Linked DNA regions of Homo sapiens: region 1 is linked to region 2. The links are chromatin contacts, found by Hi-C or POLR2A ChIA-PET in ENCODE. All regions are on one chromosome and are shown on one strand. The core of a region is the stretch at or near the end of the contact, and the rest is flanking DNA. Distances in the headings are between cores, read along the strand shown.

Evidence for each region. Hi-C counts contacts between places; a loop is a spot of excess contacts on that map. ChIA-PET counts read pairs that join two places held with the same protein, here RNA polymerase II (POLR2A). Pooled maps may share reads with other maps.
Region 1: a loop to region 2 is called in a pooled map of ovary, with 2.0 times the contacts of the local background. The contact joins two enhancer-like sites. A Hi-C loop is called at or near these places in 3 of 168 maps with a recorded cell type or tissue (aorta and cardiac septum) and 6 of 50 pooled maps. POLR2A ChIA-PET finds 5 or more read pairs at or near these places in 1 of 52 experiments (common myeloid progenitor, CD34-positive).

What each region holds. Positions count from the first base shown.
Region 1 is chr12:70,044,447-70,048,189 of GRCh38, reverse strand. No RefSeq gene overlaps it. Among named protein-coding and RNA genes, the nearest start is that of LINC02821, 130 kb to the left of the region's middle. Within about 2 kb of position 2,436, at least 2 of the 41 ENCODE cell types and tissues checked have a DNase peak (open chromatin) inside an H3K27ac peak, as active enhancers do.
Region 2 is chr12:70,000,536-70,004,301 of GRCh38, reverse strand. No RefSeq gene overlaps it. Among named protein-coding and RNA genes, the nearest start is that of MYRFL, 180 kb to the right of the region's middle. Within about 2 kb of position 1,606, at least 5 of the 41 ENCODE cell types and tissues checked have a DNase peak (open chromatin) inside an H3K27ac peak, as active enhancers do.

The sequences.
Region 1 (3,743 bases), core at 1,187-3,686, 43 kb before region 2:
TTTAGCTGGTGCATAGTATTTCGTAGCATAGAAATATAAGTTTATTTAACTATTTCCCTCCTGATGGATACTCAATTTGTTTGCTCTTAGCACATATTTCTATTCCAACATTGTGCTTTTTCTCCAGCTTCCAGAGATTAGTTCTGTAACCTCTTTTAGCTCAAAAATTCTATGGCATGAAGGAAATGAAGCATGATTAAGTCTGAAGACATAATAATTCACTCTAGATAACTCATTTATTAAGCAGTGATATAGCACCAAATTGTGAAATATACACCACCATTAAAAACACAGTGCCAAATAAACAAAACAAAAAGATCCAAACAGGTTCAGGCAGACAAATGTCTCTCTGGTAACAAGATTCTAGTTTGTGTTCACTTAAGTATGTGACTCAAAGCTCTGTGTGGATATTCTTGATTACAGCAATTTGTTTTATAATAGTTGAGATTTAACATGGCATCATGCAATGTGCTGATGCTACATGTATTATTTAACCCTAATGATAATCCTTTAGAGCACATTATTACCTTTTGTATTGCTAAAGCAACTAGGGCTTAGAGAGGCCAAGAAATTTTGACCGAGATTACAAACTAGTGGCAAGACCAAGTTTCAAACTCAAGTTGTCTGACTCCAAAAGTCCCTCTTCTTTCCACTGTCTGTCATCAATCCTTTTAACCTGGGTTAGTGCAGAAGGACCTGATGATAAAGAACAAATTCTCACCTGATGCAAAACCTCTCAACATCTGCTCATTTTTTCAGTTCATTTTTCACTTCCTTCCCTGTCCTGAACCTGGCCCTAAATTACTTATAATTCACCAATAACACATTGCTGTGAACTTTTGCAAGCACTGTTTGCCTTTTCTGGAACATTATTCTATTGTCTGTCTGGGCAATCCAGACTTATCTTTCAGCGCAAGCATCATTTTCTCCAGAAAGCCTTTGCTGTACCATCCCCACCCTCACACCTGCCCAAAATTGGGTTAGGGATCCTCCATATTTTCCCATAGTGCTTTGTGTTACTTTCCCTAAAGCATTAAACATCACAAATTGTAAATATTTGTTACTTTCTTGTTTCCCTATACTACACAATGAGCTCCCTGAGAACAGGAGCCACAGCTTATCCGTAATGCATCTCTAGCCCTAGCATAGCGTCTAACACACAGTAGCCACTTGATAAATGTTTCATGAATAAATGAATCTTAGACTAATGGCAGAAATGAACCTGGAAGTAGACTCTTTAGCTCCATACGTGGTGATTGCTCAAGACAGTCACCTCAGTCGCCCCATTGCCAACCTGTTGCCCTCCAAACTCCTCACTTCCCACGATTGCAGGAGTTGTTCTCTGTATGATAACTTAAGAAGATTGTGGCACATGTGGGAAATTTTGGAGACAAAGTCTCTAAAGACAAAACAGTCACCGTTTATGTGGAGATTTATTTTATCTGTGAAAGATGGGGCATTTCTTTATCCCACATGAAGCAGGTAGGTTAAAATGCTAAGAAAGAAAAGGGAGCTGAATTTTACTGAGAAAAAAATAAACTGATGGTAGGAGAAAAATAATGAAGGTCTCCTATGAAATGACAAGGAAAATTTATCATTCAGTAGATTTAAAGAACAAAAATCAAAAGATCCAAACCAGAATGTGTGAAGCATAAAGAGATTTTGCAGATGATAAATTGCTCTACTGTACACATTTTTCTCTTTTCAGTTACAGATTATTTGATGAAAAGAATTCGTTTATTCCAAGTTTGCCAACATAGTTTTTGTTTTAACAGTTCAAGGAATGTATCAATTTTTCCCTAATGGTCTTTGAAGCCTCAAGATATGGAAATTTGGTATTCTAGGTAATGTCTAAAAAGTGTTCATGGAACTGAAACATTCAACTTGTGTTTACTAAATATTAGGAAGAAAACAACAGCATCAGAAAGAAATTAACATATATTTCAGAATGGGCTGACATCTCTCACTGATTATCCAATTATGGTACTATTATTAAAAATAAAAGATAGTAATAATTATAGTTACTATTTACTTAGTGCTAAGCACTCTTTATAGGCTAGGCACTGTGCTAGATTCTGACAATGCAGTAGAAAGCAAAACAGATATTCCTAGCCCCTGGATAGGTAGACATTAAACAGATAATTAGAAGATATGTATATAATTATAAAGGTTAGCAAGAAGAGAGGGTTTTAAAGAAAGAATAACAGAGGAGATCTATTTTACACAGGTAGTCAAGGAAGGTCTTTTTGAGGAAGTAATATTTAAACTGGGACTTGAAGAATGATAAGAGGTGAATAGTGGTGGGAAAAGAATTATAGAAAGAGGACATGGAATATATGAATATCCTGACATTGGAAAGAGCTTGGCATTTTCAAGGAACTGAAAGGAAGGCCTACTTATCAGATGTTTTCCTTTTGGCCCGCAGATCCTGTCCTGCCCGTCCCTGCTCCTGGTAGGCTGGTGTGATTGGGGCCTGACTCAACCTGCAGGAGTGAGGTGGCTTTGCTATGTTTGGCCAATAGAAAGGACTGGTAGGAGATCAGAAGGTGGGTAAAAGGAGGAAGCTAGAAGATTCCTCCCAGTTTTCATTCTGGGTAAGGAGCGCCTCTCCAGCAGTGGTGCTCTCTCCTCTGCGGCTTTAGAGATTTTTGGCTTTGGAGAGAACATAGTGCTAACCCCCTTCTTTATTTTGATCTTAGGATAATTGGCTGGGACAAGATCCTTATTGTTTAATGACACCTCTGTGTATCACAGGGGTGTGATTGTGGTTACAATTCACCTGGTCTATTCTTTTCTAAAGGATCATAAATTGATAAGAAACAGAGAAGCTAACAAAACACTCACACATAAAAGCCCCATCCTTTTATTTTCTCCCTAACAGAGAAACATTTTAAAAAAAACTCTCTGACCCATTTCTGGAACAGCTTGCAAAACGATCAAAGTTTTGGTCAGGGCAGCCAAGGTTTTTAACAGTGACTCACGTGATCAGAAATCCACGTGGATGCAGCTGCCTGAATTTTTGTGTGTGTGTGGTGAATGATAGTAAGTGGAGAAGTCTACCCCAGGCATAGGAAAGTTGCACATGATATACAGTGAGTTGAGTGTATGATACTTATATATTTATAGTAATAGCTACCATTAACTGGGCACTAATTCTATCCCAGCCTCTGTACTAAATACTTGACATATAATGTTAAATCATCATGGTAGATTAAAATTACCTTCAGCAATGTTAGTATTATTGTCTCCATTCTAGAGAGAAGCAACTGAGGTTTGGGATATTAAGAAACTTATTTAAGATCAAAGAGATGGTAAATTGATACAAATTCACATCCGGCCGACTTTAAAATCCATGACACAATACTACGCTATAGTGTCTTCTCTTTGTCAGTAATCTCATAGTAGCTCAGTTTCACGGTGGAATTAAATATTACAAAACTATGATTTGAATTATATTCAGATTTAAGTATCTTTAGTATTTCAGCCAAGACTGCTAATATGTGACTGGTGGCAATGAGGTAGGAGCAAGAAGGCTGTTAGATACTACTGGAGTCTGCATTTATTGGGGAAATGAAATAAATCTTCGATTTTTTGAATTGTTGTTGCTTTTTAAATACAAATTCTAGATGCATTGCACTGGCCCCCCAGACAGTGATGGAGGCCGATGATGCATCCTCTTTCAGTTACATGATCAATGTATCAATGTATTCTTTATCTCAGAAAGCAGGCATGAGGGTATCTGG
Region 2 (3,766 bases), core at 357-2,856:
GTATTTGTGTGTTTTTAGAATTTATATAAGTGCATTCATATTGTGGGTAATTTGTTTGCACAATTCTTTTTTTAGCCAACATTTTAAAGGCTGTATGGTATTTATTTGTTTGACAAATCTCAATTTACTCTGAGATTTAGGTATAAATGTAATCTCTTGGGACTCCATCTGAGGGAGGACTCTTCCTTGAGGCCCTCCTAATGTTCAGATCTGTCTAAGGCCCCTCTTTAGTAGTCAGTAGCACTTCCTTGGCAGTTATTTATCACATTAAAATATCTTTCAAGAACCATGATGAGGCGTCTGATTATTACAAAGCATCATGCCCCATGAACTGTCTATGTTTCAAGGAAAGATACTGGGAATTATTTCTATTTGACAGCCAGTGCCTAGCCAAGTGCCTGGCATATAGAGGGAGTTTCAAAAATATTTAATGCATTAATCTAAACTCCTTTTATAGAAAAAAATGTCCATATGTGCTGATGTGTGTCTCTGTGCCTTTACCTAAAAGTCAGGGTCTGTGGGCTCCGGTAGCCATCCCGCTCACACTTTCTTCTAGAATTCTAATAAGCTCATCTATTTTCTTGCCTATAATACGAACAAACAATTAGAACAAAAAAGGAAGGAATGTAATCTGCTTCTAGAGGACAACACTTATGGTAGCAATAAGAGAAAGCCTAGCAGAGATGACAGAAAGAAAATTAGAAAAAGCAAAGGAATCTGAAGATATTTACTGTAATTGATGTATAAGTACAATGCTGATTCGCCAAAAGAAGATTAGATTGTAAGCCATATAATCTGGTTGAAAAGTCAGTAAAATACATAATGTTTTTAAGTGTAAAAAGAAAAAGGTTATGGGACATTTAAATTTGTTTTGGGGGCATGTCATCCCTGTCCAAAGTTTAACAGATGAGGAACCGCTATATGTGTTTTTCATTGATTATTGGTTTTACTCAACATTTTGCTTAAATAGTCCCTGCTTTAAATTTTAAAGCAGATGAATGAGAACATTTTGTATTTGTCCCTTCCTAAAAGATCCCACCAAAAATAAAATGAATTACTTTCCTGGCCCTCAACCAAATTTTTGTCAGAAATAAAATATGACTTTCCTTGGGCACCTTCATGACCTCCCTGAGAAGTGAAGAGTGAAGAGCTGGGCCTCTTCCTGCCTCCTGCTGCCTCCTCCTGCCTCCTCCTCCCTCCTCCTCTCTCCTCTGCCACAGAGCCACTTGGCGACACACGCTGCACAGGCTGCGAGGCAGAGGTAAGGTAGAACGCAGGGCCCTAGACCCCTTGGCCCTCTTCCCACACCGCTTGCTCCCACCTGCCCACCTTCTGAAGGATGACGTTGTGGGCACAGGCAGTCTTTTCCTCCTTCACCAGAAATTAGCACTGGGAAGTCACTGGGGCAGCAGATGTGGAAGACCAATGCATGACCTAGAGCAATTTATACAAACAGCTTCCCAGAGGCTCTTGATGAGAGCCTTTGACTAGTTTCCAGGGCAGCACACCATGAATCCTTGGCCAGGCTTAACTTTTCAGAGCTCAGAAACAGCTGTCCTGGCCACCCAGTTCCTAATTCCTTTGGCTGGGATCCTGAAGCAGAACTCACTGCCTCTGCCGTCCAAGTCTTCCAGCCCCTCAAGGATCAGGGGCTGCTGCCTTGCAGCCACCTCTGCTCTCTCATTCACTATCTCTCCCCTTAGTACTCAAAGTCCCATTAAGGAAACTGGAGAGGTGACAAGCTTATTGGGCTCTTCCTGGTTTCTCAGTGCGTGGCCCTACTCTGAAGAACTCACCTTTATCCTTCCTGGCAAATCCACACCCTCTCCTTTGCCAGGGCCCCCATGCTCAGTGGCTGAGGGAGCTGCTCAGGCCTTGAGAACAGACTGTGTCAAGGAAGACCCTGATAAGAAAAGAGAACAGGAAAACCTAACATGGAGACAGGGAGACACCCTACCCAAGCAGCTCTTTAGAATTAGAAGCACAGTTGCGGCCTGTTGGTTAACTTCTCTGAATGTTTTTGAGAACTAAGAACTGTGTGACTAGATACTTATGTCCTAATCCTTGCCTGTTAATAACTGCTTTTTATATAAACAACTGAGACTATTTAAGGACACTACAAGTCTCTACACAGTTTTAGAAACCTAGCACATTTAATTTAATTGTTTGTATTGCTTAACTCAGTGACTAAAGATGTTCAGAGGTTAGGCTAGATCTTTGAAAAATGTGTTCATTAGAGGTCCACTGTCTGCTTACCTGGAAAAAGAAAAGGCAGGATGGCAGGTATAAGATATAAGGAGAGAGAAGAAATGGGCAGAAATGACATATGATGTTTCTGACACTAAAATTTGAATTGGCAAAGAATGCCCAATGCCTAGTAGTTTGCTACTTTCCTACACTTCTCTCCTGTCTAGTGCTGTCACATGAAAGCCTCTTCAAAATGCAATCAGTCATTAGGCAGGTGTAGTATCAGTGCTGTGTAGTTGGGTCATGGGCCTAATATACAGGCCTTTCTTGGGAATCCTGGATTACCAAAACTGGCCACCAAGAGTCTTATACATATCATGGCACCCAGGCTCACCTGAAAAACAAAATGGTGAAGGGGACAATCGAGTTGCTCTCATGGCCCTGGTGATGCTGAAATTCCCAATAAACAGAAGAGACCAAGGCTGCCCCAATTTCCAAGGACAGAGAGTTATGCAGGAGGGCAGGGACTTCCCTGAGAGAGGCCTCAGCTTGAGATACTCATAGACTCTCTGTAAGAGGAGTGCTTGTAAGTGTGACTCCCTAGGGTAGCTGTAAAGGTGAAAATCACAGTTTGCCAGAGGACATCATGGTCACCAGCAGGAGAAGGCTTGACTGCAGTAGGAAGGAATGAAGACAATGGATTAAAAACCAAAGAGAGAGACTGACATGGGGCTCTGCTTCCTGGTGAGGCTCTGGAACTACTCATGGCTGCCAGTTCTACAGCTGGGCTTCCCAGTTATGTAGCCCATTTTGGTTAAGCTGAATTGAGTTGGTTTTCTGTCATATAAAACCGGGAAGAACTGACAGACTCAGCAGTTATTTGACATTATGTGTTTCCTCAGCACTTATGTGAGCAGATCCACAGAAAGGAGAGCTCATGACTCAAAAAGTCTGGAGACCAGTAATCTAGAGTCTAGGGAAACAGAATAAAAGGACTGTGAGATTGAAAACCATTATTGCCATTATATAACTTGTGTTATAAATAACAGTAAGTTGGTTATAACTACTATAACCAAGATGTTCTTCTGAATTTCTTTATATATTAATTCACTTAATCCTTCCCCAAAACTAGTAAGGTAGGTGCCAATATTATTGTTCCCATTTTGCAGATGAGGAAAACCAAGGCATAGAGGGACTGAGTAAATTGCCTAATACTACACAGCTAGAAAATGGAAGACCTGGAGTTCAAACTCAAGGTAGTCTGGATCCCCAACCTTAACCACTACACACACTGTCACTCTCTAAACAGAAAAGAATGTGCTGGTCATGACTGGCGTGTCAGAAAGTCTGTTTGCAAGAACCATTATAAATGATGTGTTTCCTTCAATCTATTGTTTTAGTCTTTCAATGACTGATTCCCTTGGAGAAGCTAGCCACGTAAGAAAATGAAAGGTCAATAAGCAAAAGCCTACTGAGTTAGGTTTCATTTGTCTGTGTTTTAAGGTAGAGAACACAGAACATTTGTCTGTGTTTTAAGGCAGTTTCACTCATTCACTTAGAAGATTTTAAGAACAGAGCT